Regions from separate parts of the Homo sapiens genome. Here region 1 is linked to region 2. Evidence: chromatin loops called from intact Hi-C (ENCODE). Cell type or tissue: A673. All regions are shown on one strand. Links, peaks and the distances in the headings refer to the core of each region. The heading gives the core; the rest is flanking DNA. Region 1 overlaps JPH2 (junctophilin 2). Region 2 overlaps HNF4A (hepatocyte nuclear factor 4 alpha).

What was found. A loop is a pair of places that touch in the nucleus more often than their neighbours do. Peaks named below come from ENCODE experiments on the same cell type or tissue, not always from the same donor. Only the 100,000 strongest peaks of a DNase experiment are listed, where the experiment ranks them.
Region 1: it touches region 2 in a loop (6-fold over the local background); 14 of 110 quality-filtered maps call a loop at or near these places.

What each region holds. Positions count from the first base shown.
Region 1 is chr20:44,108,756-44,123,753 of GRCh38, reverse strand. JPH2 (junctophilin 2) reads left to right here. Exons shown (of 6, transcript NM_020433.5): 3 at 5,131-5,249; 4 at 7,368-8,089; 5 at 8,878-8,972; 6 at 10,251-14,998. The coding sequence ends at 8,958. Among named protein-coding and RNA genes, the nearest start is that of JPH2, 71 kb to the left of the region's middle. RefSeq lists enhancers at 6,811-7,105, 11,953-12,466. In A673, for the core only: a CTCF peak has its summit at 6,916 (motif pointing left); a DNase peak (open chromatin) is centred at 6,893.
Region 2 is chr20:44,379,144-44,394,141 of GRCh38, reverse strand. All of the region lies in intron 1 of HNF4A (hepatocyte nuclear factor 4 alpha), which reads right to left. It overlaps HNF4A-AS1 (HNF4A antisense RNA 1), which reads left to right. Exons shown (of 3, transcript NR_172878.1): 2 at 9,470-9,619. Among named protein-coding and RNA genes, the nearest start is that of HNF4A-AS1, 9.0 kb to the left of the region's middle. RefSeq lists enhancers at 4,731-5,232, 5,603-5,692. In A673, for the core only: CTCF peaks have their summits at 9,389 and 9,590 (motif pointing left); DNase peaks (open chromatin) are centred at 9,311 and 9,591.

The DNA of each region.
Region 1 (14,998 bases), core at 5,961-8,460, 270 kb after region 2:
AAATTCCGATGAGTCGGTCTGGGCAGAGCCCGAGAATTTGTATATCTGAGCTTCCGGGTGATGAAGATACTGGGTGGGGGTCACGGACTGCATTAGGAGAGGCACTGGCCTAGAAGCAATAGCCTCCCAGCCACAGTCATTCCGCCTGCCCTTCACCCCGTGAGCTGCTGGTATACCCCATCCAGACTGCCTTGGGCAAGGGTCTGGAGAGCCTCGAAGGCCATACTAAGTAGCTAGGGTTTTATTTTGAGCACAGTAGGAAGCCTTGCAAAGATTTGAAGCAAGGGGTGAGGCCACGGGTGTGTGGTTAAGCAAGCTCGCTGAGCCGCTGTGTGTAGGAGCAGCTGTAGGAGTGAGCCTGCAGGCAGGGGAGACCCATGGGAAGGGGTGCAGGAGGAGTGGCAGAGGGTTCTAAGAGTTATAAAGGGAGCCGGAGAGACCAGTGTTGGTGATTGATGGGCTGTGGATGTGGAAGGAGGTGGGGAGGGAGGGTGCTGAAGAACACCGGGATTCCTGGCCTGAAGGCTGGGATCAGAGATTGGGAGCATGGGACAGGGGAGAAGGGCTGATAGGATGCAGCGGGCCGGGTGGTTGGAGATGGACAGGGAGTATGCTTGCTTCCAGCACAGCAGCCCTCATTGCCCTGGGCTGTGTGGCCGCCCCTGTTCTGGCTGTGCACAGTGGGTCCCCCAGAATCTTCCAGGGCTGTGGGGAGAGGCTGCCTTTCCTGCCTGAGGAGTCCTCAACCCAGCTTCCAAAGGCACCAGAAAGTGGGCATCTTTCTGCTCACATGACCAAAAAAAGGGCATTTTCTCAGTTTGAAGGCTTGCCCAGCCCTTTCCCTCCTCCTCCCTCCTGGGGTTTCATGTGCCCAGAGAAGTGGCTCTAAAAAGTTTAGAACTTTGTCTCACACATACTCACGTGCAGGCAAAAATAAGCCTGGGGATATGCATGTAGCACACTCAGTTTTGATGTACAGATGTCATTCTCCTCCTCCTCTTTCACCACCGCCACCAACACCCCATCATCGTCATCATCAAGACCAAACACTTTCACGCGTTGCCTCTCACTTAGTTTTCACGGCAACTTCAGGAGGGGAGAATTACTATCTCCACTTTACAGATGAAGAAACTGAGGCACAGAGAGGTAAAGCCATGCATGCACCCAAGGTCCTAGACTCCCAGTGGGGTGAGGTGAGTGAGTAAGTGAGGGATCCAAGTGCAGGGTCCAATCCAGGCTTTATTTAAAATTTTCTTCATAGGTTGTTCATCAAGGATTTATTTTTGCATTAATTTAGACTTTTAAAATATTGCATTAAAATGTGATTCCTCTTGATCACTGAGTTTTTTGGCAACCCCATAAATTTTGCCCCTGAGGCGAGTGCCTCGGTCATCTCATTCTGTCCCTGGCCTTGGCAGAGCCCAAATTGGAATCCAGGCCTGTTAATTCTAAAACTGTGTGCTCTTAACTCTTCCCTAGGCTGTCTCCTTGCCCCTACATATGTGCACGCCTGCATGCGTGCCTTCAGCCATGTATTCATTCAGTAAGCATTACTATGGCAATATGGCATAGTGGAGAGGCAGGGGCTTGGACATCAGACAGCTCCAGGTTTAGAATCTTACTCTGCTGCTTGTTATTGAATGGAAATTGAGCCTGTGGTTAGGATACAGACTCTAGATCCCAGAATGCTTTGGTTTGAATCCTTACTCTGGTACTTACTAGCTATGTAAGCTTGGGTGAATTCTTTTTTTCTTTCTGAGATGCAGTCTTGCTCAGTTGCCCAGGCTGGAGTGCAATGGTGTGATAATAGCTCACTGCAGCCTCGATCTCCTGGGCTCAAGCAATCCCCCCGCTGACCTCAGCCTCCTGAGTAGCTGGGACTACAGGTGTGCGCCACCACACCTGGCTAATTTTTTTTTTTTAATTGTTAGTAGAGACAAGGTCTTGGTATGTTGCTTAGGCTGGTCTTGAACTCCTGAGCTCAAGTGATCTTCCTGCCTCAGCCTCCCAAAGTGCTGGGATTACAAGCACGAGCCACCATGCTGGCTTGGGTTCTTTAGAATACTCCTTTGCCTTGGATGTCTCCTCTGTAGAGAGGGATGATAGGAATAACATCTACCCTGTAGAGTTATTGGGGGGTTAAGTTAATTTCTGTAAAGCCCTTGGCATATACTAAGTGCTTTGTAAATGTTAACTCCTATTTTGTTTCCTTGAGCAAGACACCTTTCTGAACCTCAGTTTCCCCACCTGTGAAGTAGGGACCGGTAAACACTACCTCACTACCTCACAGTTTTGAGGTTTGTAAGGGATAAAAGCCCTGGTGCCTAGTAGAAGCTTAAGGGAATTTATCCCCCTTACCGTGCGCCCAGTTCTCTGCTGTAGACTGAGATAAAGACACACACACATCAGCTCCCCAGGGAATTAACTCATCTGTAGAGAGTGGACACTCTGACTTGGCTTTGCAGCTCCTCGAAGGCACAAAGCTCTTCCTCAGTCTCAGAGTCTTTGCACATGCCCTTCTGTCTACCTGGCTCATTGACCCGCCCACCTCTTAGGGGCCTAACGTATGTGTTTCTTCAAGTCTCAACTCAAATGTCAACTTCCTCAAGGAATCCTTTCCTGACCAGCCCACCTCCACCACCCATCAACATTAAGTCTTTCTGTCCTGCATTTTCATTGTATTCTCTACTCCTCCTTCACGGCATATTTCACAATTATAATTAGGTACTTTTTATTTAATTGCATTTTATTAAATAGTTTTTGTGTCTGTTTACTAGCCAGCTCCCTCATCTGACAGTAGCCTTTCTGGTCCACAGAGTCTCTGTCCTCAGTTCCTGGCCATGCTCAGCTCCTGGCACAGGCTCTGGCACATGCTCAGCTACTGGTATAGAGCAAGCTTGTCTAACCCTTGCCCATGGGCCCCATGCAGCCCAGGACAGCTTTGAATGTGGCCCAACACGAATTCGTAAACTCTATTAAAATGTTATGGGATTTTTTTTGTGATTTGTTTTTTTTAAGCTTATCAGCTATCGTTAGTGTTAGTGTATTTTCTGTGTGGTCCATGACAATTCTTCTTCTTCTGGCCCATGGAAGCCAAAAGATTGGACACCACTGCCCTAGAGTTACGTTGCCTGGGTTCAAAATCCCAGTTCCTGCACTTCAGGACTCTGTGACCTTGGGCAAATTGCTTAACCTGTTTGCACTTCAATTTTCTTTTCTGTAAAATAGGGATAATAATAACAGCACCAGCTTCCTAAGGCATTAGAATGAGCATATGAGATAATCTTCATAACTCCTTTAGAACCATGCCTGGCCCATTAGGAAATTGGACTGTTATTACTTTAGTAGGTACTTCTGTGAGTTAAGCTAAGCTGACAGCTGAAACAGACATCTCCCAAATCTCAGGTACTTAAGACAATGAATATTTAAAATTTGCTCCTGTCACGTGCAACTGTGGGGCTGTGGGAAGGGGCTTTGCTCCATGCAATCATTTATGGGCTCACATTTCTTAACTTGGAGTCCACAGGAGGGTCTGTGGATAGATTTCAGGGGTCCATGAACTTGGACGGTGTAGGTTAGATTCCCTAGAAGTAGAGCCTGAAGTGGGGATTCTTGTGTAAGTGATTTACTGAGGGAGGCTTTCAGGAGAGAGAAGAATGAGAGGCAGGATGGCGTAGGGAAGGAGATGAGCTGAGATGTGGTCTCAGCTGGAGACCTGCTTCAGCCAGTCCACCGGGGGCTCTGGAGCATGGATTGTACCTGCTGCAGCTGGAGTTCCTTCCTCTTGAGGCAAGAGGAGGCTGACCAGTACCAGTCATTGGTATGGGCTGCCTAGGTTTAGGGGTAGGCAGGGCAGGATTTTTTTTTTTTTTTTTTTTTTGAGATGGAGTCTCACCCTGTTGCCCAGGCTGGAATGCACTGGCGCAATCTCGGCTCACTGCAAGCTCCGCCTCCTGGGTTCATGCCATTCTCCTGCCTTAGCCTCCCGAGTACCTGGGACTACAGGCGCCCGCCACCATGCCCGGCTAATTTTTTGTATTTTTTAGTAGAGATGGGGTTTCACCATGTTAGCCAGGATGGTCTCCATCTCCTGACCTCGTGATCCGCCTGCCTTGGCCTCCCAAAGTGTTGGGATTACAGGCGTGAGCCACCGTGCCTGGCTGGCAGGGCAGTATTTTAACTTCTGGAACAAGGTGGCTTCTATGGGCTACAATTCTCTGGGGTAGTAAGGAGCCATTAGCAGCCAACACTCACATCAGCCGGGGGTAGGCACATTTGCCCAGTGAAGGGATCTGCATAGGGCACCAGAAGTACCCACTACAATGAGAAAAGCTACATCTGTATTTTTATTAACTCCAACTGAAATGTAGCCTTCTCTTCAATTATGGAAATAGGCAATAAACCATAATAGTAGTAGTAGCAGCTGTGACTTTGTCACCAATAGAAATCTCATATATTTTCATGTCATATTATATGTTGTAATTAGATATCCTTGAAATATCCTTTATGCTTATCTATACTTTAAAATTACAGTAGTTAACAGACCTGATATTTTGTTTAATGTGATTATAAAGATATAGATTATTATTTTACAAATGTGTTCTTTTAAATATTTTGGAAACAGTATGTCAAGTAACTGCATCCTTTTGTAATCCTATGTATATTATTATGCATTCAAAAACATTATTCTGAGAAGGGATCCATAGGCTTCACCACACTGCCAAAGGGATCTGTGACACAGAAGTTAAGTCCCTATTCTGGGGACTCAGCCTGCTCTGCATTCAACCAGCAATGCTGGGGAAAAAAGAGAGGGCACAGAAGTTTTTATGGGCCAAGCCTGGAAATAGCATACATGATGTCTTCCCATAATGCACTGGCCAGAACTCAGTCACCTGACCACACCTAACTGCAAGGGAGGTTGGGAAAGGTAGTCTATCTAAGTGCTCAGAAAGAAGAAGAAATGATCTGGAGAATGCATAGCAGTCTGGGCCATGAGGCTCAATAAATATTCATTGACTGCCTGCGTGAAAGAATGCTGTGTTTAGCATGTCTCTTTGTGGGTTGGGGAGAAGGGGCAGAAGGCTGGTTCTCTGGAAGGATCCTGAGTCTTCTGCCACATTGTCTCCATAGGACAAGCCACGCCAAGGCCAAAGCTGAGGCAGCGGAACAGGCCGCCCTGGCTGCCAACCAGGAGTCCAACATTGCTCGCACTTTGGCCAGGGAGCTGGCTCCGGACTTCTACCAGCCAGGTAGGGCCAGCCAGGGAAGGATGGGCAGGGTAGGGCTATCCCTAGGGTGGGCGCTTTTCTTTGCTTACTGGAATCTGAGATGCCCAAGTGGTTTCCTGGATGCCCGTGAGTCTCAGAAACTGGGGCATGGTGCAAATGTGGGATGGGATGATGCAGGGGTAGGTGGGGAGACACATCTCTGCCTTCATGCTGAGCTCGAGGGGAGGGCAGCAGAGTCACTCCAAGTGGTCTTTTCTCTCTGCTCTGAGCAGGGAAGACAGTTGGAGCTGGTGAAGCTTAGAGGAGAGAAGTCACTGGTGGATGAGAGGGAAAAATGGCTTCTTGCACTTGCCCAACAGTTTCAGTCAAGCATTGAGCACTGTCCATGTGTCAGGCACTGTACCAGGCTCTGGGGTTACATAAGTGGGTTCCAAAATCTAGGGGAGCAGAGAGTCACAAAAACAACAGAGCTAGGGGTACCATAAACAGACTCTGCATTCATTCAAACCCTGATTCCGCTGCTTCCCAGCTGTGAGACTTTGAGTGAGGTGTTTAACCTCTGTAAACCTCAGTTTCCTGATCTGTAAAATGGTAGTAAGAATGGTGCCTGCTTTTTTGTGCATGGATTAAATGCATGTAAGGTACATTCCCAGTCCTCAGTAAGCTCTCAGTGACTGTGGCTGTTGTTTCATGATTATGGTTCCATTTCACACAGCAGGATGAGCACTGTGCGGTTAGAATGGGAGAGGAGGGAGCTCACAGGAAGCAGTTAGGCAAGAGGAAGTGTTAGAGAAGGCTGCCCTCAGGAGAGGCCATTTGAGCTGAATCTTGCAGGCTGAACAAGAGTCTATCAAGTCAGTGGGTCTCAAATTTGACACAGATTGCTGGGTCCACCCCCAGAGTTTCTGATTCAGTAGGTCTCAGGTGGAGCCCATGAATGAATGTGCATTTCTAAGGATCAGGCGATGTGGATACTGCTAGTCTGAGACCACACTTTGAGAGCTGCTGTACCAGATAGCGCTGGGTGGGATGAGTGGAGGAGGTGCAAAGGCACAGAAACTCGGACAGAGCAGCATGCCAGGAAGCCACATCACAAAGTAGGCTGTGGGTCCTGAGAATCGAGGCTGCAGAGTAAGGAGGACCTCCCGGCCTTGGTAGAGATCTGGCACATGGATAGAGTGGTGGGAACCCCTGAGGGACAGAGATGGGGATTCTCTGCGATGAAGGTTTTGTTTTTTTGTTTTTTTTGAGACGGAGTCTCGCTCTGTCACCAGGCTGGAGTGCAGTGGCGCGATCTCAGCTCACTGCAACTTCCGACTCCCTGGTTCAAGCAATTCTCCTGCCTCGGCCTCCTGAGTAGCTGGGATTACAGGCACGCGCCACCATGCCCAGCTAATTTTTGTATTTTTAGTAGAGACAGCATTTCACTATGTTGGCCAGGATCGTCTCGATCTCCTGACCTTGTGATCCGCGCGCCTCGGCCTCCCAAAGTGCTGGGATTACAGGCGTGAGCCACCGCGCCCAGCCATGAAGGGTTTTTAAGTTAATGACATGATCAGATGTGTGTTTTCTAAACGTGATCCTGGCTGCAGAAAGGAGGCCAAAGGAGGCCTGATGAAAAACCTAGGAGCGAAAACCTATGCCTGGGAGGATCCCTCACTTCTGGTCACAGCGCTCCCCCTGCTGGTCTATGCCGGTGCGGGGCCCTGAGCTCCGCCTTTGACATGCATTTTCTCAATCCTTCCATTCGTATTTATAAAATAGGTATGATCAGGCCCATGTTTCAGATAAGGGAATGGAAAGAGACGCGTGCCAAAGTAAAGGGCATCGCCTCTGGAGCCAGACTGCTGGGTGCTAGTCCTGGCTCTGCCCTTCGACAGCTGTGTGTCTTTGGGCAAGTGATTTAACCTCTCAGAGCCTCCCTTTGAGGTTCACAGTAGCATCAACTTCATAGGGATACTACAGGGATTAGATGAGTTAATATTTGGAAAGTGCTTGGAACAGTGCCTGGCACTTGGTCAGTGCTATGTGAGTGCCGACTGAGCCCATGAATGAGGCTCGAGAGGTGAAGTGGCTGGCCCAGGATCACCCAACAGTGGTGCGGGGTTCGAGCCCAGCCTCCCTGTGTTGCCCTGGCAGGTCCGGAATATCAGAAGCGCCGGCTGCTGCAGGAGATCCTGGAGAACTCGGAGAGCCTGCTGGAGCCCCCCGACCGGGGCGCCGGCGCAGCGGGCCTCCCACAGCCGCCCCGCGAGAGCCCGCAGCTGCACGAGCGTGAGACCCCTCGGCCCGAGGGTGGCTCCCCGTCACCGGCCGGGACGCCCCCGCAGCCCAAGCGGCCCAGGCCCGGGGTGTCCAAGGACGGCCTGCTGAGCCCAGGCGCCTGGAACGGCGAGCCCAGCGGTGAGGGCAGCCGGTCAGTCACTCCGTCCGAGGGCGCGGGCCGCCGCAGCCCCGCGCGTCCAGCCACCGAGCGCATGGCCATCGAGGCTCTGCAGGCACCGCCTGCGCCGTCGCGGGAGCCGGAGGTGGCGCTTTACCAGGGCTACCACAGCTATGCTGTGCGCACCACGCCGCCCGAGCCCCCACCCTTTGAGGACCAGCCCGAGCCCGAGGTCTCCGGGTCCGAGTCCGCGCCCTCGTCCCCGGCCACCGCCCCGCTGCAGGCCCCCACGCTCCGAGGCCCCGAGCCTGCACGCGAGACCCCCGCCAAGCTGGAGCCCAAGCCCATCATCCCCAAAGCCGAGCCCAGGGCCAAGGCCCGCAAGACTGAGGCTCGAGGGCTGACCAAGGCGGGGGCCAAGAAGAAGGCGCGGAAGGAGGCCGCACTGGCGGCAGAGGCGGAGGTGGAGGTGGAAGAGGTGAGGCTGTCGGGCAAGGTGTGCCTAAGGTCGGGTTCCCTAGAGGTAGCAGGGCTTGAGGGAGGATTCAGGGGCAGGGGATTTGGGGGTTGCTGGGGTGCGAGAGACCGAAGCAGGATAGAGCAGGAGGAAATGCTGCAGGGCTGGGGATTAGGGGAGCATAGCCTTGGCTTGGTCCACAGAGGACGTTGGAGCGTAAATGGCCGCATGGAGTCCTCCTACCTTTGCACCTGGTATCCCATTGGCAGAGACAGTTCTCATGAGCAGGGGCAGCTGGGAGCCTGAGCAGCTGGAGGGTGGGTCCATTTGCCCAGTCAGGGGGGTTGGGCTGGGCACCAGCAGCATCTGCTACAAGGTGTAGCAGTGAGGGCTTCATGGAGGTGGAAGAAGGGCCCAACAGGATTTGGGTTATAGACCTCCTGACTTATGGGAGGCAGGGAGCTAGGAACGGCGGCAACAAAGACTGAAGCTGGGCTTTGGGGGACTGAAGAATGCGTCCCAAGGGGAATTAGCAGGATGCCTGGGTTCCAGGCCTGATTCACACACTATATGACTTGGGGCATGATCTTGTCCCTCCCTGGGTCCTGAGGGATTTGGTTATTTCTAAGAGTCCTTCCAGCTGTGATGGTCTGCCATCCAGGTGACAGGATACAGCAGTGAACAAAGCCGGCAATGCTCTTAGGAAGGTCCATCCAGAAGTTCCTGCTCTGTCCAGCCTTGCTGTGACCTGGGTGGGGGGTGTCTCCGAGGCCATGGGGACTCAGGAAGCCTCTCTCCACTGCTCCCAGGTCCCCAACACCATCCTCATCTGCATGGTGATCCTGCTGAACATCGGCCTGGCCATCCTCTTTGTTCACCTCCTGACCTGACCGTCGCTTACCAGGTGCAGCCAGCTGGCTGGAGGAGGGGTTGGGGGGCAGGAGCCCCTGGGGAGTTTTGAGCACCAGGGTGGTGGGAGGAGGGACCTACTCGGTACTTGGATGACAGTCCTGTGACTAATTGAGGCCCACCCACCTGCAGAAGCCAAGACCTAGAGTGTGATTTGATACCAGCGCACACACACACACACACACACACACACACACACACACACACACACTTACTTCATTAGCTTAGTGTTTGCAGAGCACCTGCTCTCTGTCAGGTGAGCACTGAGGGCTTCATTCACTCATTCATTTGGCCAACATGTACTGCTCTGCTGGGAGATGGGGATACAGCAGGGACTCACTCCTGCTCCAAGAATGGGGTGAACATAATGAAAGTAACCCTGAACTTAGAGCTCATTACAGAAAAGTCTTACCGTTCAAACACTGAGCACAACAGGTCTAGACTGAGCTCACCTGGGACGGTGGGACACTCATCTCCGTGCTCCCTTTCTCTCTTCCCCACTTCAGTCTTTAATCCCTTGGCACACCCAGCCTGCTCCTGTTCCTCTGCCCATTGGTTCCCTCTCAGTTTTTTCCCCATGATGGAGCTGGGGGCTGGGGTAAGTTCCCGTGAAGTGGAGTGGGCTGGGCTGGGCTGAAGGAGAGTGGCCCTCACTGCTCTCAAGGTGAAGCATCTACAAGACAAAATCTTCCCCCTGCTGGAACTAGCCTTCACAGCCTCAATCCCATGCTTGGCAATAATAACAGGGTTTCTGCCTTTTCCTCAGGCCCCCTTTTTTGATCCTAGCTTAGTTTGGGCTGGAGGTTCTTAATCAGCCCCAGGAAAGTCTATGCTGTCACCATGTAAACAGTCAATGACAATACCAGCCTGGTAAGTGCTGCCGTAGGGGTGAACACTTGAGCTCTGCAGGTTCCATGTTTCAACAGGGGCTCTGGGAATGCTTCCTGCAGGCACTGATTCCTTTAATGACCTGAAGGGTGAAAAGGAGTGAACCAGATGACAGTGGGGGAGGAAGAGGGAAGAGATGAGTGCAGCAGCAAAGGGAACAGCATGTGTAAATAAACAGGCAGGCAGCCAGGGCCAGGAGAGGCCTCGGGGACCCGTTTGTGACCTGCCGAGTATCAGAATCAAGGGACAGGGCTGTCTGGGGGGATGCAGAGGTGGGATCTTGCCCCAGAGAAGATGAGCCCCAAGGCTTGAGCCCTGCACCTGGCTTGGCGGCCCAGCCTCTGCCCTCCCTCCCTTGCCTGACCCTTTTGCTGTCTCTTTGCAGAGCCAGAAGTTCCTGCTGAGGACATGAGGACCCGTCTTTTTGCAGTGCCAGGCAGGGTGGCCAAAGAGGACTGGACTCTGGACCTGGAGCCCCGTGGTCCAGTTCACATTCACCCCACAAGAGTTTCAGGAGGCCTCCCACGGTGCCTGTGCTGGGTGGCGGTGGTGGTGCCAAGAGGAATGGAATGTCCTGGGCTCCTTCAGGAGCTCTCTACCCAGGGGCAAGGAGAGCCCAGAGAGAAGCGCCCTGGTCTCTTGAGCTTCCTGATCTGCTCCTGTCCCCCGCTCTCCTCCACTCCCTTGCCTTTCCCTAGGTTGTCCCCTCCCTGGGCTTTTGTGTGTTTTGGGAGATGTCACCTAACCAGGACATTGATATTCAATCCCATCCCCCTTCCTCCCACCCTGCCCCACTTTGATTTAATCCTTTGGCTGTGGGCTGAGGCCTCCCAGGGAAGCTGGGTGGGGTGGGTGTTGAGACCCCCTCAGACCAGCACAGAGACCTGTCCTTGTGCAGTCTGCACCCTGCACTCCCTCCCTTGCCTGTAGATGTTCTGGATGACAGTAGAGGAAATGGACAAGGTCAGTTTGAATATCCCAGAACACAGTGCTCTGTCTCCTCCCACCAGTCCAGTTAGCTTCCCTTCTGGACCAATAGACGAGGGGAGACCCCATGGATCCTCTGGCTGGGAAGCCACTGACCAGGTGGCCAGGGGGCAGGGTGGGAAGAGGGGTTAAGGTGCAGTGATGATGGCCTGTTTTGGAGTGTGTCTGAGACTGGGATTGCATTTGGGGTTTCCCGTGTGCTTGGGATGCTAGAGGGTCACCTGCAGGAGGCCTGGGGCCGGCGAGAAATCTCCTGTGATGCCCTGTGAAATGGCTTGTCTCCTCCCCCATCAGGGCCCACCGAAAGCTCAGGGGAGCACAGAAGCCCATGGAAGCCCAGGGAGATGTCCCTGGGGCAGACACTAAGGCAGGTGTTGAAGACAAGCTGCTTGTCAAGAAGCATTTCCCGGCAAGAGAGGGGCAAGTCTGGGGCTCCAACTGGGTACAGCCTGGGTGCAGTTATAAGCCCCTTTGGCTTACTTGGTAGAAGATGGCTACTTGGATGTACCTCACTTAAAGATGTTTTGTACCACACTAGGTCTCTGGGCCCTTGTGCTTCCTGTGGGTGGGGTGAGGGCCAAAGGCTATGGTTTCCTGCCTCCAGGAGAATGGAGAGAAAGGGCTTCCAGGCCCCTCCAAGCCTGGGGAAGGACGTGGCATCCAAGCTGAGCCAGAGGGAACTGCTGCTGTCCTCCCTTCATTTCTGTGGACCTTGGAGGCTTTGGCTTTGTGGCAGGGCCTCCCCAGGCAGCTCTGGGACCTAGGAGTTTGCTTCTGATAGGGTCAGCTTTCCCATTTCCCTTCAATGCTTGGGAACCTTCTCCCTTAGCTTCACACTTGCCGTTTCAAGCCCTGCTGGGACCTTGTGGCTTGGCTGGAATCCAGGACTGTATTTTCATGGAGAAGAACCTGCAGATTCTTCCATCCTCAGCTGGCCATGGCCCACAGCTCTGCATCTGCATCTGAGCTTCTCAAGACTCCTGGAGCATGAGGGGAATGGGGCGGGGCCACTGCTCTGTGCTGACGGGCTCCGTCTCGGAGATTCTTGTCCTGTTTTTTTTCTGTTGTTTTTTTTTGGCTGGTGCTGGGGACAAGCCTGTGCCTGCCAAAGCTCCCAGGCCAAGTTTGGGGGCTGGTGTTTGGGGTTGGGTTTGGGGTTCAGGATGCTGCAGTCTGTGCAATAATAAACCCGCATCTGCTCACGGGCTCTGGCTGGGCTGCAATGTGCTTGTGGGTCCAGGATGAGGGGCTGGCTCAAGGAGGGTGGGTGGGAAGAGGCTGGGGGACGTGGGTCCTTCCCATCTGTGTCCTTGTTCTCACGATCCTTGAGGGGCAGCTGAAGGGCTTCAGTTTGAGTGGGGGCTGAAAGACCATAGAGCTTCTACAGTGGAGTTTCTAAAGCAAACTTCCAGAAACTTCTATGAGTAGATGACAATAGAATCAAGAGCCTGCCCTTTGAGGTGGAGTCCCCCCAGCCTCCAATGCTAGCCCAGCCACTTTCTTCGCTTCTCTGAGCCTCAGTTTTCTCATCTATAAAATGGGGATAATTACAGAGCCTACCTCCTGGTAGTGAGGATTACATTAGATGTTGAGGCTGTAGAAAGCAGTGGAGAAATGGAGACGAGTGTTGTTATCACGCTATGGTGCTGTTAGCTCTGCTACAAGCCCTCTTGCGTTTTGGTAGAGGATCCCAGGGACCCCAAAGGGATGGAGGTGATTCAGATACCAGTTGTTTAGTCAGAATATCTCAATCAGTGGGGGAGCCTGAGGGGATCGCCACATTCCACAGAGGCTTAGAGCAGAGGGACTTGCCCAAGGTCACGCACACAGCAAGTTGGTGGCAGGAAAGCAGTTCTCTTGACTTTTTAGGAATAAGTACTGCCCATGAAGTTACTCTCACAGCCGGTGGTTCCCAGCGAGGGGGTTGGAGAAGAAGGTCCCTCAACCAACAGTAGGCTCGAGTTCAGGCACACCCTGTCCTCAGGAGCCTGGCTCCCCTACCCAACCCAGCCCTATCACTGATGGGCCATGTGCTCCCTCACTCCCTCTTTCTGTGCCTCAGTTTCCTCTTCTGCTGAGGAGACTCTAATCCCTGCCCCATGGTCTTCCTCATAGGCAATGCAGTTGTGAGGCTCAAATGAGATAGATTATGGTGATAAAGAGGTTTTAAGCTGGGCATGGTGGCTCACACCTATAATTCCAGCACGTTAGAGGAGGCTGAGGCAGGTGGATCACTTGAGGTCAGGAGTTTGAGACCAGCCTGGCCAACATGGCAAAACCCCATCTCTACTAAAAAAGAAAATACAAAAATTAGCCAAGTGTGGTGGCGCGTACCTGTAAACCCAGCTAGTTGGGAGACTGAGGCAGGAGAAGCACTTGAACCCTGGAGGCGGAGGTTGCAGTGAGCCAAGATCAAGCCACTGCACTCCAGCCTGGGTGACAGAGCAAGACTCCATCTGGAAAAAAAAAAAAACACAAAAGTTTTCAAAACTCTGGAATGATGCTGGGATTCCAGGAAGGATGGGCTTGGAGGAAGCACAGGAGGGGAGGTGGGAGTGGAAATGGGGAGGGAATTGTTATCTGTAGCCTTTGATAAAAACCCACAGAGGGAAAGCAGGTGGGCAGCCAGCCCAGTTGGCCGGTCTGCAGATGGGGTGTGTCTGTGTGTGTGTGTGTATGTGTGTGTGTTGGATGAGTTGGGGGCAGGGGTGGCTGTATTGAACTCACTTTGGATGGTGTGCAAAGGAGGCGGCTTCCTGAGCCCCAGGTTTGGAGACTCAGAGCCAGGTAGGGTTAGTCGGAGACAGCACCCCCTGTTGGCTCAAGGGTAGGACACAGCCAGGCCGATGCCTCCTCTTCTAATCTTGACCACAGGCAGCTCTAGGAAGTCTGATGGGTCTCCTGCCATGCCCGGAATGCATTTAAGGTGGTTTGTACCATGCATGAACTTAAAAGCAATGCTGGCCCACTGCCTTGAGGTCTCTGCAGGACTCTTCCAGGGCAGTGAAAGGGAGGGGACCTAGGAACCGTGGGAGTCAGATTTGGGATTCGGGCAAGAAGGGAAGTTTCATAATCTGATGGACCCACAGAAGACCTGGCTGTTCTGGGAGAGATGCAGGCCCAGATGATGACCTTTGGAGGTGCCATGCCTGAAAAACTGATATGAAGATGCTCTCCCCCAAATAAGTGACTCAGAATACAAATAATACCTAAACTGTAAAACATAAAACTTGCATGTATGCTGAAATTAAAATAGCTCTTAGGTTCTTGTTTTGTGCAAAACTCTGACTATGCCTATGGAGGCCAGTTCCCACTCCCTCACTCTCTCAGCCTGTCTTGCTGGTACACTCAATGGAGTCAGGTGGCCGTAGGTCAGGCCCTGTGCTAAGCCCTTCACCTCCTGTATGTGGTGGCAGAACAGCTGTGTGGTTCAGAACATGGTTGCTGGTTCAAATCTTGGCTCTGTCCCTTAACATCTAGAACTTTCTTACTTTTCTGGGGGTGATGAATACCATGTTACCTGCCTCTTCAGATAGAAAATATGAACACAGCACTTAGAACAATTCCCAGCATGGTGTGAGCAGATGGTAAATGCACTGCTATTTTCCATTCTTCGCAGTATCTCCATGGTGTAGGTATTCGTCCACCCATTTTGCAGATGAGGAAAATTGAGCCTTGGGGAGATGGAGTGATTGGTTCAAGGTATCACAGAGAGGGAAGGACAGAGCTGGGACTGAAACCCAGAGCTGTGCTCTTTTACAGAACCACACTGCTCCCACCATGAAAGAGTGAGCTTCCCATCACTGCAGATGAGCCAGCTGAGGGGAGATGCTAGTCAACAGGGATGTGGCAGGGGACATTTGTCTATTGGATATTAGTGGATGTGATGATTCAGAATTCCTGAAGGAGTTCAGGGAAGGAAGTTTCCTTCTTCTCTGAAGAAGCTTGAGGAAATAACTCCTTAGGTTGTCAGAGATGGAGGCACTCTAAGATATCAGCTCATCTGGCCCCCTGTTTTTCATATGGGGAAACAGGTCTGGAGAGAGTGTCGTGATTTGTAAGGATCACACAGCAAGTCAGTGACAGAGCCTGGACTGAGCGGGGAGTCATATTTTGTCCACAGACCAACTGCAGGTGAGACCCTCA
Region 2 (14,998 bases), core at 8,312-10,811:
AGAGAGGTGCCTGAGAGCCATTGGAAGACCCAAGTCAGGGGAATGCACCTGGCTCTGTGTCCCATGGGCCCTGTGAGGATATGACCAGCAGCCAGGCACTGCAAACCGGAGACTACGTTATAATCCATCTCAGCCACGTCCTGTCTCTGGAGGCATCAGCACTTTGGGAGGCTGAGATGGGAGGATTACTTGAGCCCAAGAGTTTGAGACCAGCCTGGGCAACATAGTGAGACCCTGTGTCTATTTTTTAAAAAGATTTTTTAAAATTAAAGACAGATGCCCAGTCCCTATCACAAAAAAAGATGTAGAGCCCTGCCCTGACTCTCTCCACCTCTCTGAGCCTCAGTTTCTTCACCTGTAAATTGGGAATTATAATACTTAACTTCCAGGGTTGTCATGAAAATGAAATGAAGCAAAATATACACATTGATCATCATGGCCACTGGATATGCAGCTGTTTTAGGAGCTTTGCATGTGTTACTTCCTTGATCCTCCCAGCCACTCTGGGAGGTAGGCAATGTTTTCACCAATTTTTTACACACCAGAGGCACAGGGAGGTTGAGCCATATACCCATGCTCACACAGCTGATGAGAAACAAGAAGTGGAATTGGAACTTGGGCAGTCTGTCTCTAGAGTCTGTGCCTCTAACTCCAGGGCTACCCTTCCCTTCCAGGGATGCCAGTGAGAGATGGCCAGGAGAAGGGCAGAGAGCAGGGCACTGTGGGAGATGCTGACTGTAAGGCTCCGGAGGTAGGGCAGAGAGTATGGTCTGGAGAATGATCAGGAAGGAAGCCAGGAGGACTTGGATCTGTGTGGGTGGAGCTTCTCCGCAGGCTGCCTCCTGCCAGGTGGCTTATGACATCTGGGCTGAGGGTGTTGCTGTCCTCCTGTTTATGTTCATCCCTCCTGTTTATGTTCCTGAATTTATCTGCAGGGGTGACCTTGGGAATTAGATGCGGCCTTCCCGGCCCTTGTGGGGCCTGAAGGCTGATGGGAGCCCCTGCCTGACCCAGACTCTGGTTTGGGGAGTGAGGGCTGAGCCCACATCCCAGAAGCCACCCTTGGTCTCCCCATACTCTTGTTCTGAGGGGCCCCAGGGATTTGCCAGGTCACTAAGGTGAAGTGTTTGGAAGTCCTGAGGCTCAGATCAGAGTTACTGCCCTGTACAGTTGTGCAGGTTGCTCACTGCACAAAGGTTCTCCAGCCAAGAGGGCAGGTAGGGATGGAAACCCAGCCCTTGTTCCACTTGCCAAGCGAAGTGCCCATGGAGCTCTGCCTGCCCAGAGTGGGGTGCCTTTTTCTTATTTGCCCTAGGGCTTCATGTAAGCTGCTGGGTGTCCTGCCCCAGCTCTGGTTCCAGCCACTGTGTGTCCTTGGGCAAGGTCATTTCCCTCCCTGGCCTTGGTTTCCCATTGGAGAAGTTTTGTCTAACAAAGCAGAGACTCATCTCTGAAGATGAAATAGAATCATCTGAAACCTTTAAAATATACAGATGTTGGCCGAACATGGTGGCTTACACCTATAATCCTAGCACTTTGGGAGGCTGAGATGGGAGGTTTACTTGAACCCAGGAGTTTGAGACCAGCCTGGGCAACATAGTGAGACCCTATGTCTATTTTTTAAAAAGATTTTTTAAAATTAAAGACAGATGCCCAGTCCCTATCACAGATCAATGATCGAATCTTGGGGTAGGGGTGGGGAGGTGCCAGGCGTCTATATTTTTGTGCAGCCAATATTGAGACCCACTGTAGGGGGGCTTCAAATTTGAACCTGGAAAGCCTTCGATGGCATCAAGTTCTATCACTTACTACAACTTACTAGTCAAAACCTCAGCGAGGCTCAGTTTTCCCATCTGTAAAGAGGGAATGATGATCGTTTCCTCACAAAATCAAAATGCCAATTAAATGAGATAATGTTCAGACAGTGCTTGGCACCATGTTCCCCAAGTAGGGAGCTCCTGATTCTTGCTACCAAGACTATTATTGTTGTTATGGGCAATTTGACGTTGACAAAATAAAGGGCCTTTCTAGGTCAAGGATTCGGTGACTTGAAGACAGGCCTCCTCTGTTGCTTTGAGTCAATTTCTAGTACCTGGGCCTAAATCTTGACTGCACACCGGTCATATTATTGAGGTATGTGTTATTATTATTATTTAATATTTTACTTAATTTGTGAACATCTTTACATTTAGTTTTGAATTGGTGCTACATTCGCATGGTTCAGAATCAAAACATAAAAGGTGTAAATTGAGAAGTCTTGCTTCCAGCTGTCTCCTGTTCACCTGTTCTCCTTGACTTCCTCACTATGGGGAACCACATCCCTTACAGATGTATCTGCCAAGGTTTCTTTATACAGACCAGATAGCATGTAAGATCATACATGAGTAGCCTCTGCTCTTACACTGTTCTGTATCTTGTTTGGTTCATTTAATATCACAACCTGGAGATGCTTCCATAGCAGCTGAGAGCAAGCTTTGAGGATGGAAGGGTTCTCGTCTCCCATCACAGGTGAGGAAACTGAGGCTCAGAGAAGAAACATCATTTTCCCAGTGAGCCAAGGCAATGGTGTTAGAACTATCTCTACCTGGCTCCAGAGCTTGTGTTTATGCCCCTGCACCGATACGGCCTTCCATGAAGCCCGGCCCAGAAAGCTTTGGAGTCTGGTTACATCTCTGCCATGCAGGCCTGGCCTTCCCAGGACAAGAGGTGAGGAGGGGGGCTGTCGGGGTCCTCACTGTGTCTGGACTCAGAAATCCCAAAGAGAGGATGAAGTGTAGAACAAAGAATGTCCCAAGTCATCCAGATAGGGACCCAGTGGGAAGGTGTCCCCTGGATGGAATAGTGGGGGCCTGGTGGCTGTGCCCGTCAGCACTGGAGAACCTGCCAGGAACTCTCTGCCAGCCTCAGGTGGTGCGGGTGGCAGGGGAAGTCAGGAGGAGGATGAGAGGCAGGGAGGGAAGCATGGCCGATGAGACAAGCTCTGGGTGAGGGGATGGAGGGGACCCCATGCCTGGAGCTCAGGAAGGAGGATTTGGAGTTCAAGGCAGAAGTGGCAATGAGATTTTAACCGATTGTTTTCTGCTCAGGGAACTTCAGGGTTCCCTCTGGATTCTTGACCTGCTTCAGTTTGCTGACTCACTGGCTTTGGGCAAGTCATTTTCCCTCTCCGTGCCTCAGTTTCCCCAACTGCAAAATGAGAGAGATAAGAGATCTGGTCTTTAGGCAGCCTTGGACTACCCCTAATACTCTACGGGGCTCCTCTCACCTTGTTGAGGTCGTCTGGATTCTCCTTCTCTGATTGGAACGTCATTCACCCATCAGGGCCATGGACGTTCCTGGGTTAGGGGATGAGGGTACAAATCCTCCACACTGCTCCCAGTCTGGAATCCTCCCCCTTGGTTCTGTGTCTCTCTCCTACCATCCCATCCTTCCTTCCAGGCAGATGTGGAGTCAGGACCATACCTGGTGGGTCCTGGGGGAAGCCCTGGCCCCAGTCCGACATCCTCCTCCTGCTGCTATGGGGTCCCGCACAGTGCACAACCTCTTCATCCTTGAGGGAGCTCCTGCTGGCCCCTCTCAGCACCCCAGACCCTGCGAGGGCCGCTGGGCAGAGTTAATCCCTTAATACTGGTCACAATGAGATTTCAGGGATGGTGGGAGGCGGTCTCCATGGAAACTGCAGACCTGTCCAGGATCCATGCAAGGAATTAGCCCCAGGGCTCTGCAAGGGGCTCCTAGAGAGCCAACCCCAATAGGAATGGGAGACACAGTGGTCTGGACTCCTGGGTCCTGCTCTGGCCCTCCTGTTGTCTCTCTGGAGGGCTTGGAAAAAACCATAACTCTTGCATTGCTTCAGTATTCTGCTCAACTGGACAGAGCCATATTCACAGGGAGAGCCCTATCACCTTTCTGAGCGTGTTTCTCCATCCCCCTATTGGCATTGTAATCCTTAACCCAGTGGCTTTTCTAGAAGAGTGCAGGCTTCAGAGTCTGCCAGACCTGAGCTTGAAGCTCAGCTTTTCCCTCCACGACTGTAAACTTAGCCGAGGCATTTCACTTCTCTGAGCCTCAGCTTCCTCATCTGTATGATGGGCACAATAATAGCAACATGGCATCCCTCTTGTGCTGGCTGGTGGGTAGTAACATCCAGTGAATGTGAGTCTCCTTCTCACCTTTTCCTGACTGCCACGCCCACACTGCACATTTGCCCTCCCCAGCCCCCTGCAGCTTCCAGAACCCCGTGGTCTCAAGCAGAGAGCTGTCGCACTTCCTTCTTTGCCTTCTCATCCTCCAAGTCCCATCTTAGTCATCTTCCTCCGGGAAACAGAACGCCGGGGTCCTCCTCTGTCCCCCCATAGCCCCCAAAGCTTTACATCATCATCGTTTAGTCAGATGGTAATTAGACTGGTTGTGTGCCTCCTCCACTGGACTGTGTCCCATCTACCATTGTATTCCCAGGACCCACTTGATATAAATAGGCTGGATGAATAACTGAGTGAATAAAGGATGGAAATCGTCCATCGAAACAGTCAACATTTATTCAGCACCTTCTGCGTGCATCGTTGTGGGTGGTGGAGATGCAGCAGGGAAGACCATGGGCAAAATATCCCCCTCAGAGGGGTGCAGATGAGCAAATAAAAATACAGGATGCCCAGTCAAATGTGAATTTAAGATACACAAGAAATACTTCGTTAGTATGAGCGTGTCCCAAATAATGCATGGGACCTGCTTATACTTTTAAACTGTGGTGTTCATCTGACACTCATATGAAACTGGGTGTCCTGTGTTGTGTCGGGCAACCCTACACCCTCCCTCACAGAGCTTGCGTTTTGGTGGAGAGGCGGGTTGCAGACATAAGCAAGTAAATACATGAAAAACGAAGTCAATTACAAACAGTGGTTAAGTGCAGTGAAGACGCACAGCGCGATGTGATAGCACCTGGGGATGGGCAGGACGATCCCCTGAGCTAGTGGCCTTTGCCTGCACAGGTCATTTTAGCTCCAATGAGATGCCACTTTGCAAAAGTTCTTTGAGGATCTTAAAGGGCACGGTGGAGGCTGCTAAACTTGAGAGAAGGACTCTGAGGAGGGCAAGGGGCGCACCTGAGGGAGTGGGGCTGCTAAGTCTCACTTGATAGACTCCACAGTTTTGCAACTTGGATCTGGGCCTTCACAAACCTTCGCGAACCCGCAGCCCCACCCCTCGGGTCAGCCAATGTCTTCTGTGGGGCTGGGAGCCAGGGGAAGAGGCCAAAGGAACTGTGCAGAGAAGCGTGGCCACCCGGGCCGCAGCTGGGAGCCCTGACACCCTTTGCCGCCCCACCTCATCCCGCGGTTGCCCCAGGGCGCAGGGCAGGGCAGGCACCGCGCTGGGCCGGAGGGCGTCCCGGAGGAGGCGGCCAAGACTCTCCGCAGTGCTGCGCTTTGCGCTTCCTGGGCTCCTCCTCGTGGCCAACGCAGGAACTGGTGTTCAGAAACTTAGATAGCCTTAGGGACTTCACCAATCACAGCAATCCCGCCAATCACAGGCCCAGACGCACTATGTCTCTCCAAATCCAGAGGAGGCCTGCTCGGTTCGATCACCAATCACAGCTCGTTGGATTTAGTTACCTAAAAGAACATCTCCCCATCACACACCAGCACATGGCCACGGCAGCAATCAGAACGTAAGATTTTAAAACCAGTTCCCAGGGTAGCAGCCGCTGCCCTTCCACCACCTACTAAACTTCTGTTCCCAGCACCTTGTTCCAATGTACGGGGGTGGGGGGGGTCTTTGAGGAAGGTTCCAGGCTTTGTGCTGCTTCCATGTGGAAGCAGATGTTAGCATGTATGGGGCATGTATAATGATATTACTATCAGTAAATGTCATACCCATTATGAAAATTAAGATAGGCAGGGCGTGATGGTGCATGCCTGTAACTCCAGCTTTAGGTGGCCAAGGTGGGAGGATCGCTGGATCCCAGGAGTTGGAGGCTGCAGTGAGCCACGATGGCGCCACTGCACTCCAGCCTGGGTGATAGAGTGAGACTCTGTCTCAATTTAAAAAAAAAAATTAATGTGTGGATATAGGAGTGTGGAAAAATTATAACCTTTGGGTTAGACACACCTGGAGCCCATATACTATCTTTGTGAAGTAGGACGACTCACCTCCCCTTCCTCAGTCGTCAAAAGAGAATGATAGTCATATCTACATGTCATATATCATCACCCACCTTCTCTCAATTATTCAAGCCAACATCTTGCAAGTCACAATCTTTGTGTTGTGTTTCTCATGCCTTCCAGTTCATCAGAAAATCCAGTTCTTGCCACCCTCCAAACAGAATCTAGATTTTCCATCTTTCCATCTCCACCCCAGCCAACCTTATGCATCATCTCTGGAGGTCTGCAAAAGTCTTTTCACTTCTTCCCTTTTTTTTTTTTTAAACCTGCCAGGGTTGGGGAGGGGATCTCCCCCGCTCCACCGCCCCCCCCGCCTCCCCCCCCCCCCGCCTGCCTCCACCCCACCCCTTCACTTTTTCTCCTGTGGCTTCCCTACCCCCTACTCTTCACTCAGGGGCCAAGGGTGATCTTGTACAAATGTACATTGGCTCAGATCCTCTTCTACTTAAATTTTTATGACTTCCTATGCATTTATAACAAAACTCATACAACTCCCACTTAACACTGTGAGGCCATGCACGCCCTTGTTTTTATATCCCTCCGTGTCCAACCTCATTTCATTCCACTTGCCCCCACCCCTATCAGCAGCAGGCATACTAGCCATTTTAAAGTTTTTCTTTCCTGTCTTGGGGGCCTTTGCATATACTTTCCCCTCTGCCTGGAATACTTCTTTTTTTTTTTTTTTTTTTTTTTTTAAGATGAAGTTTCGCTCTTGTCACTCAGGCTGGAGAGCAATGGCACGATCTCGGCTTGCTGCAACCTCCGCCTCCCAGGTTCAAGCAATTCTCCTGCCTCAGCCTCCTGAGTAGCTGGGATCCACACCCAGCTAATTTTTTAATTTTTAGTAGAGACGGGGTTTCGCCATGTTGGCCAGGCTGATCTCAAACTCCTGACCTCAGGTGATCCACCCACCTCGGCCTCCCAGAGTGCTGGGATTACAGGCATGAGCCACCACACCTGGCCTGGAATACATTTTAGTAAGTGTTTAATGGATAGTTGTTGGATGAATGACTGAAAAGGTCTTTCAAGAGGAACTGATAGTGATGTAAACTTCAAGTGCTCGGTGCGTAACAGGTATTCAATGAAAAGGATTCTATGCATATAGTAGAAATTTTGGAAAATAAAATAAAAATTGAAGATTTAAAAATCGTATGTGCTCCAACATTTAGAAAGGTTCAAACTCTTAATGGCTAACCAGGGTTTCTTGACCTAAGCACTAATGACATTTGGGCTAGAGAATTCTTTGTCGTGGGGACTGTCCTGTACATTGTCCCTGGCAGCATGTCTGGCCTCTAGCCACTAGATGTCAGCAGCACTTTTCCCTACCCTCAAGGTGTGATAATCAAAACTATCTCCAGACATTTATAAATGTCCCTTGGGGGTTGAAATTATCTCCACTGAGAACCACTGTGCTGGGCTTCTACCCTTACAAGAAATTTTCTCTCAGTCATTCAATGCTTCTCAAATCTTGGTGTCCATAAGAATCATCTGGGGCCATTATTAAAAATTCAGATGGCAGCTGGGCGAGGTGGCTTACACCTGTAATCCCAGCACTTCGGGAGGCTGAGGCAGGTGGACCACTTGAGTTCAGGAGTTCGAGACCAGCCTGCCAAACATGGTGAGACCTCGTCTCTACTAAAAATACAAAATTAGCCGAGCGTGGTAGCACATGCCTGTAATCCCAGCTACTTGGGAGGCTGAGACAGGAAAATCACTTAAACCCATGAGGCAGAGGTTGTGGTGAGCCGGGATCGTGCCATTGCACTCCAGCCTGGTTAACAAGAGCAAAACTCTGTCTCAAAAAAAAAAAAAAAAAAAAAAAAATCAGATGGTGGCTGGGCACGGTGGCTCACGCCTGTAATCCCAGCACTTTGGGAGGTGGGTGGATCACCTGAGTTCAGGAGTTCAAGACCAGCCTGGCCAACATGGTGAAACCCTGTCTCTATTAAAAAAAAAATTAGCCAGGCGTGATGGTGCATGCCTGTAATCCCAGCTACTCGGGAGGCTGAAGCAGGAGAATCGCTTGAACCTGGGAGGTGGAGGTTCCAGTGAGTGAAGATCGTGCCACTGCACTCCAGCCTGGGCGCCAGAGCGAGACCCTGCCTTAAAAAAAACAACAAAAAAAATCAGATGCCTGGGGTCCTACCTCCAGGTGCCAGGACCAACAGTGGGCCTAGTCATCAGATTAAAAAAAAGAAAATATTTAATAAATAGAGGTGGGGCATGGTGGCTCATGCCTGTAATCCCAACACTTTGGGAGGCCAAGGCAGGTGGATCACTGGAGACTAAGAATTCAAGACCAGCCTGGCCAACATGGTGAAACCTTGTCTCTACTAAAAGTACAAAAACTAGCTGGGTGTGGTGGTGCATGCCTGTAATTTCAGCTACTTGGGAGGCTGGGGCAGGAGAATTGCTTGAACCTGGGAGGCGGAGGTTGCAGTGAGAAGAGATCAGGCCACTACACTCCAGCCTGGGCGACAGAGTGAGAGTCCATAAATTAATAAACAAACAAATTAATTAATTAAAAAATAGAGACGGGGGGAGGTGTCTTGCTATGTTGTCCAGGCTTGTCTTGAACCCCAGCCTCAAGCAAATCAGCCTCCCAAAGTGCTGGGATTAAAGGCAGGAGCCATGGAGCACCTGGCCCAAGTGTTTAATGAGCTTCTGGGCACTTCTGATACCAGGTGCCCTCAGACCGCACTTTGAAAACTCCTCAAGGAGGCCTCTCAATCACCTGATCACCAAACCCTGTGTGAGGCTCCCTACCCACCTGGACCCTCTCCTTGAATTCCTCTCCTTTCCAATTATTACCCTTCCCTAGATAGCAAGTGGTGACAGAACCAAACCCTAGCTCAGCCAAAGCCCAAATTGCCTCATCTCCCTTCAGGGAATAGGCAAAAAAAAAAAAAAAAAAAAAAAAAAAAGATCACAGAGTTCAGCTGAAACCACTTAGGAAATATCAGCATCCCCACCTCCCCACCCAAAAGGACTCCTGAGTGGCAGCCTGAGAGGTGTGTCTGCTCATCAGAATAATGTTGTCAGACTGTGTTCTTTCTGGGGGATCATCACACTCCCTTTTCTGGGAACAAATGTTGGCCACTTGGTGGGATGGGCCATCATGATCTACGTCAGACAAATTCAGTGAGTCATGACTCAGCCTATCTCTCTAGACCCATCTTTTATGCCCCCTTACTTATAGTCTCTCTGAGGGCTGTTCTCAACTATTCTATTTCTCTCCTTTCCGGCACATGATGGGGATTACATTTTCTTGCTTCCTTTGAAATGAGATGTGACCATGTTACTTGTTTCAGGTAACGAGATGTGAGCAGAAACAACCTGTGTCACACCTGGGCAGAAGCTTTAAAGGCCAGTGCTGCCCTTGTTGGGGAAGCAAGTATAGATATGAATCGTTCCACAACGCGGAGCGCCCCCTGCCGACCCATGCTGGGCGTGTACTATAGGTGAGCAATTAACTTTGCTGTTCAAACCATTGAGACTTAGGGGTTTTTTTGTGGTTGCAAGCTAACTTCACTTCACTTGACTGAACACAGTCTTTCCAAAGTTTCACTAATTTTTTAATGACCATTATGATTTTTTCATATCTGTAACATTTTTCTTACATCAACTCACTTCTTTTTACTTCAATTTATTTTAGAAAGAAATATTATTACTACCAAATGAAACAGTATCATAAGTAGAAAGCAATGAGAAAATAAACAGAATGAAAGAAATCCTGATATCAAATCCTGACTTAATACTATTTGCCTTTCAAAGCCTCTGGACCTTTGGTCTTTATTTAAAAAAAAAAAAAAAAAAAAAAAAAAGGAGCCAGGGGCCAGGCGTGATGGCTCACACCTGTAATCCCAGGAATTTGGGAGGCCGAGGTGGGAAGATCACCTGAGGTCAGGAGTTCGAGACCAGCCTGACCAATATGAGGAAACCCCATCTCTACTAAAAATACAAAAATTAGCCGGGTGTGGTGGCATGTGCCTGTAATCCCAGCTACTCAGGAGGCTGAGACAGGAGAATTGCTTGAACCTGGGAGGCGGAGGTTGCAGTGAGCCGAGATCGCTCCATTGCACTCCAGCCTGGGCAACAAGAGTGAAACTCCGTCTTAAAAAAAAAATGGGAGCCAGGTGCGGTGGCTCATGCCTGTAATCCCAGCAGTTTGGGGGGCTGAGGTGGGCAGATCACTTGAGGTCAGGAGTTCAAGACCACCCTAGCCAACATGGTGATATCCTGTCTCTACTTAAAATGCAAAAATTAGCTGGGCATGATGGCATGTGCCTGTAATATCCCAGCCTCTTGGGAGGCTGAGGCAGGAGAATCACTTGAACCCAGGAGGCGGAGGTTGCAGTGAGCTGAGATTGTACCACTGCACTCCAGCCTGGGGGAGAGAGTTGAGACTCCGTATTTAAAAAAAAAAAAAAAAAAGAGGTCCCCAAGAGTACTTCTCAATCTTTTGGATCCCCAAAGCTGTCTAAGATTGTCAGAATATTTGAAGGCAGCACAGTATTGAGGCTGAGTGTACCAATTCTGGAACTTGACATCCTGGGCTTAAATTCTGGTTCAGTCATGGACTAGCTGTGTGACCCTGGACAAGTTACTGAACTGCTCTGTGACTGTTTTCTTATTTGCAAAATAGTGACCATAATGATGTGTATGGCATTAGGTCGTGGTGGGGATTATTTGTGTTAATGTATAAAAAGGGCTTAGAAGTGTGCCTGGCACTTAGTGAGTGCTATGGAGGCATTACCTATAAAATGATGGCAGGATCCAGATCCAAATAGATTTGGTGAATTATTGTTTGTTTTTTTTGAGACAGGGTCTCTGTCACTCAGGCTGGAGTGCAGTGGCGCCATCACAGCTCACTGCAGCCTCCAAGTCTCCAGGCTCAGATGATCCTCCTACCTCAGCCTCCAGAGTAGCTGGGACTACATGTGTGGACCACCACCCCTGGCTAATTTTTCTATATTTTGTAGATATGGGATTTCACCATGTTGCCCAGGCTGGTCTGGAACTCTTGGGTTCAAGCAATCTGCCCCTTCTTAGTCTTCAAAGTGTTGGGATTACAGACGTGAGTCACCCCACCCAGCCTGGAGAAATGTTTGAACTCCATGGAGATAAGTAAAAAATCCTCTGCATTGGTTAAAAATAAATCACCTGGATGATTTATTTATTTAGTGTAGATGGGAAAAGCTACCTTAGCAGAAAGTGACATAGCAAAATTCTAGAGGTTTTACTTGGTGGCAGCTGCCCAAACCTCTAACCCAGTCGTATGTATCATTAGAGAGAATGTAGTTCCCAGGTCAGAGGAGCTAAGAGGTCCTTGGCATTCTACTCCTAAGGAGCATATATGGACAATTGTGTTTAGTTTTCATTTTAATATGAATACTTAAAATTTTCCTAGGATGGCAGAGGATGAGAAAGCTATGCCCCTTAGGCCGAGTGCAGCGGCATGGCTCATGCCTGTAATCCTGGCGCTTTGGGAGGCCAAGGCGGGCGGATCACGAGGTCAAGAGATCGAGATCATGTTGGCCAACATGGTGAAACTCCATCTCTACTAAAAATACAAAAATTAGCCTTGCGTAGTGGTACGCACCTGTAGTCCCAGCTACTTGGGAGGCTGAGGCAGGAGAATTGCTTGAACCTGGGAGGCGGAGGGTGCAGTGAGCCGAGATCTCGCCACCGCACTCTAGCCCGGCAGCAGAGCGAGAGTTCGTCTCAAAAAAAAAAAAGAAAGAAAGAAAGAAAGAAAGCTATGCCCCTTGAAGAATAATCAAAGATCCAAAAGAGTTTTGGGCTGGGTATTGGAGAAGAGGAGAGAAAGGTGGTGTAGCAGAGTGGTCAGGGCCATTGCCTTTGAAATATCAGTGGTGCCATTTACATAGCTGTTGGACCTTGCTAAAATCATAAGCTCTTCAAGCCTTATTTGCTTCATCTATAAAATAGGAATCAATGATAGGACCTTTTCATAGATTGCTTTGTGGAGTAAATGTGTTAAACCTTATAAACCTGGCAGGTAGCTGCCCAGCATATAGTTGCGTTATTTACTCAATTCAAAGTACTTTCCTGCCGGGTGCGGTGGCTCAGGCCTGTAATCCCAGCACTTTGGGAGGCTGAGGTGGGTGGATCACTTGAGGTCAGGAGTTCCAGACCAGCCTGACCAACATGGTGAAACCCTGTCTCTACTAAAAACACAAAAATTAGCCGGGCGTGGTGGCAGTCACCTGTAATCCCAGCTACTTGGGAGGCTGAGGCACAAGAATCACTTGAACCTGGGAGGCAGAGGTTGCAATGAGCTGAGATCGTGCCGCTGCACGCCATCCTGGGTGATAGATTGAGACTCAGTCTCAAAAAAAAGGCAACAAAGTACTTTCCTTTGGAAAAGAGTGCCCACTGGCTGGGTGAAGTGGCTCACGCCTGTAATCTCAGCACTTGTGGGGCTGAGGCAGGCAGATCAGTTGAAGCCAGGAGTTTGAGACCAGTTTCACGTGGCCAACATGGTGAAACCCCGTCTACTAAAAATACAAAAATAAGCCAGATGTGGTGTCATGTGCCTGTAGTCCCAGCTACTCAGGAGAGTGAGACAGGAGAATCATTTGAACCCTGGAGTTGGAGGTTGCAGTGAGCAGAGATCGTGCCACTGCACTCCAGCCTGGGTGACAGAGTAAAACTCTGTCTCAAAAAAAAAAAAAAAAAAAGCTCTCACTGATTCCTACAGCTTCAGAGAATGAACGAGGACCAAAATGTGGATGCTACAGGGAGGAAACTTGAGGCTCAAAATGGAGATCTTTCTATAAAATACAATTGTTCTACCACAGGAAAAGCTGCTTTATTAAGTAGTGAGTATTCCGTCATTGGAAGTATTAAGCCCAAGCTAAATGGTCAACTGTCAGGGAAGGATGGTGAGAGGATTCCAGTGGGTTAGAGGTCAAAGAGCGTCTACCAGGTGCAAAAGTCTTAATTAACAAAGTACTATCAAAACCAAATTCATGTTTGGGAAACTGTATATCCACATGCAAAAGAATGAAATCAGACTCTTTCCTTACACCATATACGAAAATTAACTAAAAATGAGTTTGACGGAAAAGTATAAAACCTTTGGAATAAAACATAAGGGAAAAGCTTCATGATATTAGATTTGGTGATGATTTCTTGGATATGACACCAAAAGCACAGGAAATTTTTAAAAATTAGATAAATTGGACTACATCAAAATTAGAAAAATTTGTGCACCAAAGGACACTTGACTGAGTGAAAAAGCAACTTACAGAATGGGAGAAAATATTTGCCAATCATATATCTGATAAGGGGTTAATGTCCGAAATATATAAAGAACTCTTACAACTCAATAACAACAACCAAAAACTTTAAAAATGGACAAAGAGGCCAGGTGTAGTGGCTCAAGTCTGTAATCTCACCACTTTGTGAGGCAGAGGCAGGAGGATTGCTTGAGCTCAGGAGTTTAAGACCAGCCTGGGCAACATAGTGAAACTTTGTCTCTACAGAAAAATTTAAAAATTAGCCAGGCATGCTGCACACCTGTAGTCCCAGCTTACTTGGGAGGCCGAGGTGGGAGGACCACTTGAGTCAAGGAGTTTGAGGCTGTGGTGAGCCACGATCCTGCTGCTGCACTCTAGCCTGGGTGACAGAGCAAGACCTGTCTCAAGAAAACAAAAAAATTGGCAAAGGACTTGAATAGGCATTTCTCCAAGGAAGATATACAAATAACCATTAAGCACATAAAAAGATACTTAACATCACTAATCATTAGGGAAGTGCAAATCAAAACTGCAATAAGAGGCTGGGCACAGTGGCTCATGCCTGTAATCCCAGCACTTTGGGAGGCCAGGGCAAGTGGATCACTTGAGGTCAGGAGTTTGAGACCAGCCTGGCCAACATGGCAAAATCCCAAATCTACTAAACAATATAAAAATTATCTGGGTGTGGGCCAGGCACAGTGGCTCACGCCTGTAATCCCAGCACTTTGGGAGGCCAAGGCGGGCGGATCACGAGGTCAGGAGTTCAAGACCAGCCTGGCCAGCATGGTGAAACCCCATCTCTACTAAAAATACAAAAATTAGCCGGGCATGGTGGCATGCATCTGTAATCCCAGCTACTCAGGAGGCTGAGGTAGGAGAATCGCTTGAACCTGGGAGGCAGAGGTTGCAGTGAGCCAAGATCGCGCCACTGCACCCCAGTCTGTGCCACACAGTGAGACTCTGTCTCAAAAAAAAAAAAAAAAAAAAAGGAAAAGAAAAATTATCCGGGTGTGATGGCACATGCCTGTAATCTCAGCTACCTGGGAGGCTGAAGCAGGAGAATCGCTTGAACCCTGGAGGAGAAGTTTGCAGTGAGCTGAGACTGCACTACTGCACTCCAGCCTGGGCGACAGAGCAAGACTATGTCTCCAAAAAAAACCAAGACAAACAAACAAACAAAACACACAATAAGAGACCACCTCACACCCATTAGGATGGATATTATAAAACAACAACAAAACAGACAATAGTAAGTGTTGGTGAAGATGTGGAGAAATTGTAACCCTTTTACGTTCCTATCACTGCTGGTGGGAACGTAAAATAGTGCAGCTTCTGTGGCAAGCAGTATGGCGGCTTCCTAAAAAATGAAAAATAGAACTATCATATGATCTAGCAATTGTACTCCCGAGTATATACCCAAAAGAACCAAAAGTAGCATCTGGAAGAGAGATTTGTATACTCAAGTTCATAGCAGCATTATTCATAATAGCCAAAAGGTACAGGCAACCCAAGTGTCAATCAATGGATGAATGGATCAATAAAATGTGGTATATGCATACAATGGAATATTATTCA